2 separate regions of the Homo sapiens genome follow, and region 1 is linked to region 2. The links are chromatin contacts, found by Hi-C or POLR2A ChIA-PET in ENCODE. All regions are on one chromosome and are shown on one strand. Each heading gives the region's core, a stretch centred on a gene start or an enhancer-like site at or near the end of the contact. The rest is flanking DNA. Distances are from core to core; before and after follow the strand shown.

Evidence for each region. Hi-C counts contacts between places; a loop is a spot of excess contacts on that map. ChIA-PET counts read pairs that join two places held with the same protein, here RNA polymerase II (POLR2A). Pooled maps may share reads with other maps.
Region 1: a map of CD14-positive monocyte shows a loop between it and region 2 (2.4-fold over the local background). The contact joins two enhancer-like sites. A Hi-C loop is called at or near these places in 5 of 168 maps with a recorded cell type or tissue (B cell, CD14-positive monocyte, CD4-positive, alpha-beta memory T cell and 2 more), 5 of 37 single-sample maps with no recorded cell type and 14 of 50 pooled maps. POLR2A ChIA-PET finds 5 or more read pairs at or near these places in 6 of 52 experiments (A673, CD8-positive, alpha-beta memory T cell, H1 and 3 more).

What each region holds. Positions count from the first base shown.
Region 1 is chr2:224,868,164-224,872,059 of GRCh38, forward strand. The region is part of intron 11 of DOCK10 (dedicator of cytokinesis 10); the gene reads right to left. Among named protein-coding and RNA genes, the nearest start is that of MIR4439, 140 kb to the right of the region's middle. Within about 2 kb of position 1,573, at least 3 of the 41 ENCODE cell types and tissues checked have a DNase peak (open chromatin) inside an H3K27ac peak, as active enhancers do.
Region 2 is chr2:224,999,729-225,003,933 of GRCh38, forward strand. All of the region lies in intron 1 of DOCK10 (dedicator of cytokinesis 10), which reads right to left. Among named protein-coding and RNA genes, the nearest start is that of MIR4439, 8.7 kb to the right of the region's middle. Within about 2 kb of position 2,488, at least 6 of the 41 ENCODE cell types and tissues checked have a DNase peak (open chromatin) inside an H3K27ac peak, as active enhancers do.

The DNA.
Region 1 (3,896 bases), core at 323-2,822, 130 kb before region 2:
ATTGGGAAGTAGGGAAAAATTTTACAAAACAAATGAAAAAATTTTAAATGTTGCCAGAGTATCACAGAAGCAAAGAAAGATTCAAGAAGGAAAGAATGGTCAACTAGAAAAATGTCACATACAACAGAGACAAAGACCAAATTAATATATGCATATGTAATTACATACATATATGTACATATATACATATATTGCATACATGCACATATATGTAGTTACACATTTATGTGATTAAAGTTGGAATACGCCTATAAAAACTAGCATTTTTACTGTTTTAAAATGCTACTTAAGTTTGAGTTGATGCCAATCTCTACCAGTATTCTAGGGGCAAACAGATTATAGTGAAACACCCTATTGTGATCCAGTTTATTACTACACAGACTCACTCACACTGTGGGTTTTGTTAAATGCTTAACAGTATCTCCTATCTTTTGAAATGTAGTAATGTGACTAGTTTATACGGGGGGGACAAGTCCAATTTCTTAATATTAGCAATACTTGCCAGCTCCCTTACTGTTAGAAAAAAGTTTTTGCATATAAGATAAATTCAATAAATTATTTTTTAAAATATAAAGCAATTACAAAGTAAAAGTTTATAGTATACCAATTTAAATTAATACAGAAAAACTCTTGTTTTGTGGTAGTAGTAGTCTGCCAAGAGTTGAAAAATGCAAAAATTACAGAAAAACAACTAAAGTGGGAACTCAAAACACATTGAAGGTCAAAGCAAAACCCATCTTTTTTCCTGAATTGTTGCATTTTGATTTTCATTTCTACTTTGTGAATGGAAATAAATACCTACTTTGATAACCCATCAAAAATTAAAGCTCATGTGGTGATTCATTTCTTTCTTCCAATCCACCTTTTCAAAATAAATGTCAAATCACTGGCTTTCCAGTGAGGATTTAACAAAGCATCTGCAAAGCCTAACAAATTAATTCATAGGTTTCTTGTGTTTAGAATTCTGTACTCTTCTGAAAAAAACTCGCAAAGATAAAATTTTAAATGTAGTTCTACTGTGATGTAGCTTTATTAGTTCAGATTTTTGGAGTCAATTTCTATTTTCAAAGAAATATTTTATACTACAAAACCATCAACTTGAATTTGGTTTTCAATTTACTGACTAAAAAATTACATGCTGTCAAACATTGTTTTCTCATCATGAGGATGTTATTTCAGGGAGTCTTCAGAATCTCATTCATTAAATGCAGTAGTTGGCTCCTAAGCAGCTTGGAGAAATATTTCAATTAATTTAAAACATGCTCATTGAATTAAGAACAATGAGTTTAAAAATAGATTCATTAATGAAAGAGTGTCAGTGAATAAATAAACACTGATTTTTAAAAAACAATGGTATTAAATAACAAACTGCTGTGAAGGTGAGGCTGACATTATTTTTTGTGTTATTGCTTATAGGCACAATGAAATTATTTTTCTAAAGTAATTTCCTAGTTTTTCAACATATGTATCAACTGTAAAATGAAAAACAACACTGACGTACAAAACACTCCAAATCAACTTAACCCTTTGGCCTGACAGATACCAAAGGACACACTAACTTGGTTCTCTGTACTTGGCTGTGTTCTCTTGCCTGGGGAGATTGGCCCAAATACAAACATTTGGCTTCTGAATATGGGTCTTAGTACAAAGAAAGGAATTCACGTGGAAGGAGTCATATGCCCCTGGCAGTAGAAAGAAAAGCCCACTATCTTTGATTTTCAGTTTCTAAATTGCATTTTAAATTACATTTAAATATGTTCTGGGTCAAAAAAAGCATCTATTTTTATTTAACAAGGTGACTAAGTGACATTACCATTTGAGGTAATGATATGATTTGGCTGTGTCACCACCCAAATCTCATCTTAAATTGTAGTTCTCATAATCCTCACATGTCATAGGAGGGACCCAGTGGGAAGTAATTGAATTATGGGGGCAGTTACCCTCATGCTGTTCTCATGATAGTGAGTGAGTTCTCATAATATCTGATGGTTTTATAAGGGGCTTTTCCCCCTTTTGCTTGGCATTTCCCTTTGCTGCCGCCATGTGAAGAAGGACATGTTTGATTCCCCTTCCATGATGATTGTAAGTTTCTTGAGGCCTCACCAGTCATGCTGAACTGTGAGTCAATTAAACCTCCTTCCTTTATAAATTACAGTCTTGGGTATGTCTTTCTTAGCAGCATGAGAACAGACTAATACAGGTATTTCCAAATGGTTTCAAGGACTAAGTTTCTAGATTTTTGTTTTGTTTTTATTTTAAAATCCTGCCTGAAAGCATGATCAGATTACTCCTAACACTTTGCATTCCATGGGAGCTGCTCTTGCCATAGTCATCAACATCCTCCACTTTGCCATGTCTACCAGATGGACTCCTCTTTCACTTCATGTTCCTCAGCTTCTTGGCACCAATCCCATAGCTACCCATTTGCTCTTGGTTTCATGATACAGTATTCCTTGGTTTATCTTTATCCCAACAGCCATCCCTGTTTAGTCTTCTTTGGTCACTTCTCTATTCATTCTTCAGATATTTTATTTGGTTCCTGGCCCCTTCTCTATGGTCATAGATATTTTTAGATCCCGCCCCTCTCCCCCCAACCAACATCATTGTCTGAACTAGACTTCCAAATTTGTATTTCCATTCATGGCCACTCCATTTTTTTTTTTTTTTTTTTTTTTTTTTTTGAGACGGAGTCTCACTGTGTCACCCAGGCTGGAGTGCAGTGGCATGATCTCGGCTTACTGCAACCTCCACCTCCTGGGTTCAGGCGATTCTTCTGCCTCAGCCTCCTAAGTAGCTGGGACTACAGGCGTGTGCCACTGTGTACAGCTAATTTTTGTATTTTTTGTAGAGACAAGGTTTTGCCATGTTGGACAGGCTGGTCTTGAACTCCTGACCTCAGGTGATCTGCCTGCCTTGGCCTCCCAAAGTGCTGGGATTACAGGTGTGAGCCACCGTGCCTGGCCGCCAAACTTGCATTTGAATCTGTCCCTAAGACATCTCTCTTTGGATATCTAATAGTACCAACAAGTGAAACATGTTCATAATGGTATTTTTGACCTGTATTGTGCAAATCTCCCTCCCGTGTTACCATTTTAGTAAATGGCATCACAATGTGTAAAACCGTCCAAAACAAAAACCAGTACTCACCCTTGAGATTTCTTTTTCCATTATCCAGTATATCCAATACATTAGGAAAGCTTATCAGCCCAATTTACAAAACACCAGTCCAATCCACCCATTTCTCTCCTTCTCCCTTGCCAGCCCTTGTTCAAGCCATGCAATAAACGGTGGTAGTAGCCTCCTAATTCTTCTTCTTGGACAACTCTTGTTTTTAAAGTGCTTTAAACCATTGAATAGCTTCCAATCACACTTAGGATAAATTCAAACTCTTTACTATGGCTTAAGGCCCTACATCATCTTATCTCTGTTTCTTCTACATCATCTTGGTATACCCTTCACCTCCCTAACTCTTTTCAGTTCCTAGAACTTGCTAAAGCTTACCTGTCTTGGTGCATTTGTACTTCTCTTTCTTCTGCCTAGAATGTTCTCCCCTGACCTGCCTTTTTATCCTTCCCAACCTTTAGGTCTCTGTTCAAAATCACCTCTGCCGAGAGGGCCTTCCATGACCATCCTGTCTAAAGTAACCCTTTCCTGAATTCCTCTGGAACACATCTCTCCATATTTATTTCTTTTAAAGAACTTTGCATAATGTGCACTTAAATTGTGAGTTTTCTTGTTTACTTTCTGCCGTTTTCAAAAAGAATCTAATCTTCAAGACACTAGGGACCTTGCTTATCTAGTTACTTCCTGTTTTCCCAGTTCTTAGGACAAGTTTGGCTCACAGTAGACACTTGGAATAAGTATATTTGGAGAATGAATAAACCTGACTTCAACTA
Region 2 (4,205 bases), core at 1,238-3,737:
TAGATTCTTTAGTCTAAAATGAGTGTTGTCTGGTTGAATGCCCATAATTGCAGATAAGAAAAATTAAGCCCAAAGAAGCGGCGGTTCCAAGGTCTCCAACCTGAGAGTTGCAGTCTGACAGTATGCAACAGTAAATATGTATTTTATTGCATGCCAAGAGCTTGGAAAAGCTCAGCTATGGATTGAAAGCTTTATTATGTGTGGTGCAACAGGATCTCTCTGATCATTCTTCAGACAGCATCCTGCCTGATGTCACAAGGCACTGAAGCAGGAACTGCTGAATTGGCAAATGACCTTCAGTTTGAAAATTACAGTATATCCAAAGGGAAGAGATGTGAATTTCAATTTCATACACTTTCTATGCAAAAATATAGCTGGCCCAGGGAAGATTCATGATGAGTCTTCCGAAGCCACAAAGGCTATGTTCTATCATTTATAAAGCAGCATTGGGATCACTCAAGTCACACACACACACAGACACACACACACACACACAGACACACACACACACACACATGCAATTACTGGTTTTACACATGATGGAAAACTGACTTCAGTCTTATTGCTGCAGTTTATAATGATCTATGTGGCCAGATTCTAAAACTAGAAGGAAAGAACCGCTGGGGATCTCCTAGTATCTATAAACACATATTCTATTTATTACAGTCATTCGTGGAATTGTGCTTTCCACATGCGGAAGAGTGAAAGTTGAGTTCTCTAGCAAAGGAAGAAACAATTGTATTGTTTTGAGCATTTCCTGTTCGTAATTCATTGAAAGCAATTGGTGCCAATCCTGTGAGAAGGCCTGGAGAATTTCAACACGTTCACAATGTCTCCAAGGTGTCTACGCCAACAGTAGGGCGGGAAAAAGGGATTGACAGTAGTGACTCTACGAGCCAGCCATGCTTCTGTGTCTTTCCCTCAGAGAAAGGTTGCCCGAAACAGGTCATAGGCTACTACTAGAAAGAAAATCAGGCCGGGTGGCTCATGCCTGTAATCCCAGCACTTTGGGAGCCTGAGACAGGAGAATCACTTGGAGTCAGGAGTTCGAGACCAGTCTGGCCTGGTGAAACCTCGTCTGTACTAAAAATACAAAAATTAGCTGAGCATGGTGGCTTACGCCTGTAATCCCAGCTACTCGGGAGGCTGAGGCAGGAGGATCGCTTGAACTGAGGACGCAGAGGTTGCAGTGAGCCGAGATCGTGCCACTGCACTGTAGCCTAGGCAAGAGTGAGACTCCATCTCAAAAAGAAAAAAAATTAATCACTAGAAGCTATTGTGTTAATCTGGCTAATGATGTGTTAATTGGAGTTAAACTATGAAGTGGCTTAGTGCTGTTTTGTGTCAACAGTGGGATGCCAAACATTATTATGGGCAGTGATATTTTATCAGTACTTTAAAGTGACTGGTTAGCTACTAATAGTAGAAATAGTAGCAGTAGTCTGGCCACATTCAGGGTATATGCATTTATCAGTAAGTACATAGATGAACTAGCAGGTAGGTGCTCGGGACTTTGGTAAGTCATGAATGAAAAGAGCTACACAACAATATACAACAGACCTTTTTTTTTTTTTTTTTTGAGACGGAGTCTCGCTCTGCCACCCAGGCTGGAGTGCAGTGGCTTGATCTCAGCTCACTGCAAGCTCCGCCTCCCGGGTTTACGCCATTCTCCTGCCTCAGCCTCCCAAGTAGCTGGGACTACAGGTGCCCGCCACCATGCCTGGCTAATTTTTGTGTATTTAGTAGAGATGGGGTTTTACCATGTTAGCCAGGATGGTCTTGATCTCCTGACCTTGTGATCCACCCGCCTCAGCCTCCCAAAGTGCTGGGATTACAGGTATGAGCCACTGTGCCTGGCCAGTATACAACAGACTTTCTATAATAGAGTTTTATTTGCAATACTGTGGAAGGGCAGTGTCTTAGTCCATGCAGGCTGCTATAATAAATACCATAACCTGGGTGGTTTATAAACAACAAAAATTAATTTCACACAGTTCTGGAGGCAGGAAGTCCATGATCGAGGCGTCGGCAGGTGTGGTGTCTGTGAGGGCCTGCCTCCTGGTTCACAGATGGCATCTCCTTGGTTTGTCCTCACATGGTAGGAGGAGCAAATGAGCTCCCTTGAGCCTGTTTCGTAAGGGCACTAATCCCACTCCTGAGGGCTCTGCCCTCATGACCTAACCATCTTCCATAAGGCCCCACCTCCTAATACCACCGTCTAAGGAGTTAGGATTTCAACATGTGAATCTGGGGGGAGATGGTAAGGCGACACACATAAGCAACCCATAGCCAAGAGAGAGGGAGCGTAATTCAGTCAGGGGGATTCCATATGGCTTCTCAGAGTCTAAGCTATTTGACCTGGGCCGTGAAGGATGAATAAATGACACTTGGGAGGAAAAGTGAGTTAGAGTATTTCAAATGTGAAAGGCTATGTGGCTCACGAAGGCATCTGACTTTTGAAGGCCGATACCACTTGTTTACCTGATGCTAAACTCTCCCTATATTAGCACTGCCCCCTGCTGTCCATTGTGAGAAGAGGTCTGAAAGGACAAATGCATCCTTTTTGCCATTTTGCCCTTTAAAAATGAACAGACTGTCATCCTCAATATCACTTATTTGTAGTATCATTTCTTCAAGTTTCCATTACCAAGTGGCATGCTGAATAAAAGCAGGCACAGACCAAGAACAGCAATGACAACACGGCTTTCTCAGTGAGTTTACATAGATGTAAGCCTGATTCCACCTCTTAGGGTCCTTTATTGATAGATAAGTCATACATTTCTTTGGCCTCAGTAGTTGAGATTTAGTCAGCTCTTCAGCTCTCTTTAACTGTTAACTGATGAGAATATTTGGAGACAGAAAATGTCTCAGTGACTCCTCATCATAGTGAGACAATGGCCACGCCATGCCACGAGGAGCTAGTTGCATGGGCAGGCAGGTGTAAACATCCACATATGCAGAAAGAAAAAAGCCAGCAGCTGGCATCTCGTCACCCACAGCTTCCAGAAACAGTCTGGAATGTTGTTGGATGCTCAACACTGCAGAATTGGTATGAACCACATCAGTGTGGTCTGTCTTGCATGATCGGGCAGGTGTAAACATCCACATATGCAGAAAGAAAAAAGCCAGCAGGTGGCATCTCGTCACCCACAGAATGTTGTTGGTCGCTCAACACTGCAGAACTGGTATGAACCACATCAGTGTGGTCTGTCTTGGGGCAGACAGCAAGAACCGAGAAATGACCAGGGTAAATTCTGAGAGTGACAAATTCCATCTCTATTTGAGAATGGGAAGGAATTTGAAGGTTACATTTTTATTTTTATTTTATTCTATTTTAGAGACAGGGTCTCACTTTATCACCAGGCTGGAGTGCAGTGGCATGATCTCAGCTCACTGCAGCTTCGACTTCCTGAGCTCAAGTGATGCTCCCACCTCAGCCTCCCGAGTAGCTGGGACTATGTGTGTACCACCACACCTGGCTAATGTTTGTATTTTTAGTAGAGGCAGGATTTCACCATGTTGCCCAGGCTGGTCTTGAACTCCTGGACTCAAGTATGCATCTGCCTCGGCTTCTCAAAGTGCTGGGATTACAGGTGTAAGCCACCGTGCCTGGCTGGAAGGTTACATTTTTCAGTTTGAGTTTTGGGTAAACATCCCCATGGAGATCCTAAGTTCACTGATGGTGGTGTGGGACCTTTTATGATTCCACTAGAATGCTGATCTTGGGAGTAGAATTCTCCTTAGAACCGTGGCTGATGCAACTCGAATCAGAAGAAAGACCCACAATCTGGAAATCCTGACACTTTCCTGAGTGTGTTGACTTCATGTTTGACTGAATGAACCTTTTGTTCAAAAAAGGCAAATCTAAAACACAGACATACGCTTCACTTCTTTTAGTTTCAAATTAAAAGTTTTATCTAATAGTAGTATTTGTTCAAAATTTTACAAGGTAACATTGTTGATGTTTCATTAGCATCCCTGATCCCTAATGGCCATCCTATCTCTTAAACCACAAGAAATATTGTCTCTTTAAAGTCCATAATGTGCATTTACACTGATAAAATAAGGCCAGTGACTCCCAAGCTGCTTTGGGGAAAGAGGCCATCTTTTCTCTGTGTGACTTGTTCAGTGGCAATTGGAGTTTTACATCTGCTCTACAGGTCCAATCATAATAGAGCTCACTGTTATGTTAAATGTAGTTAGGT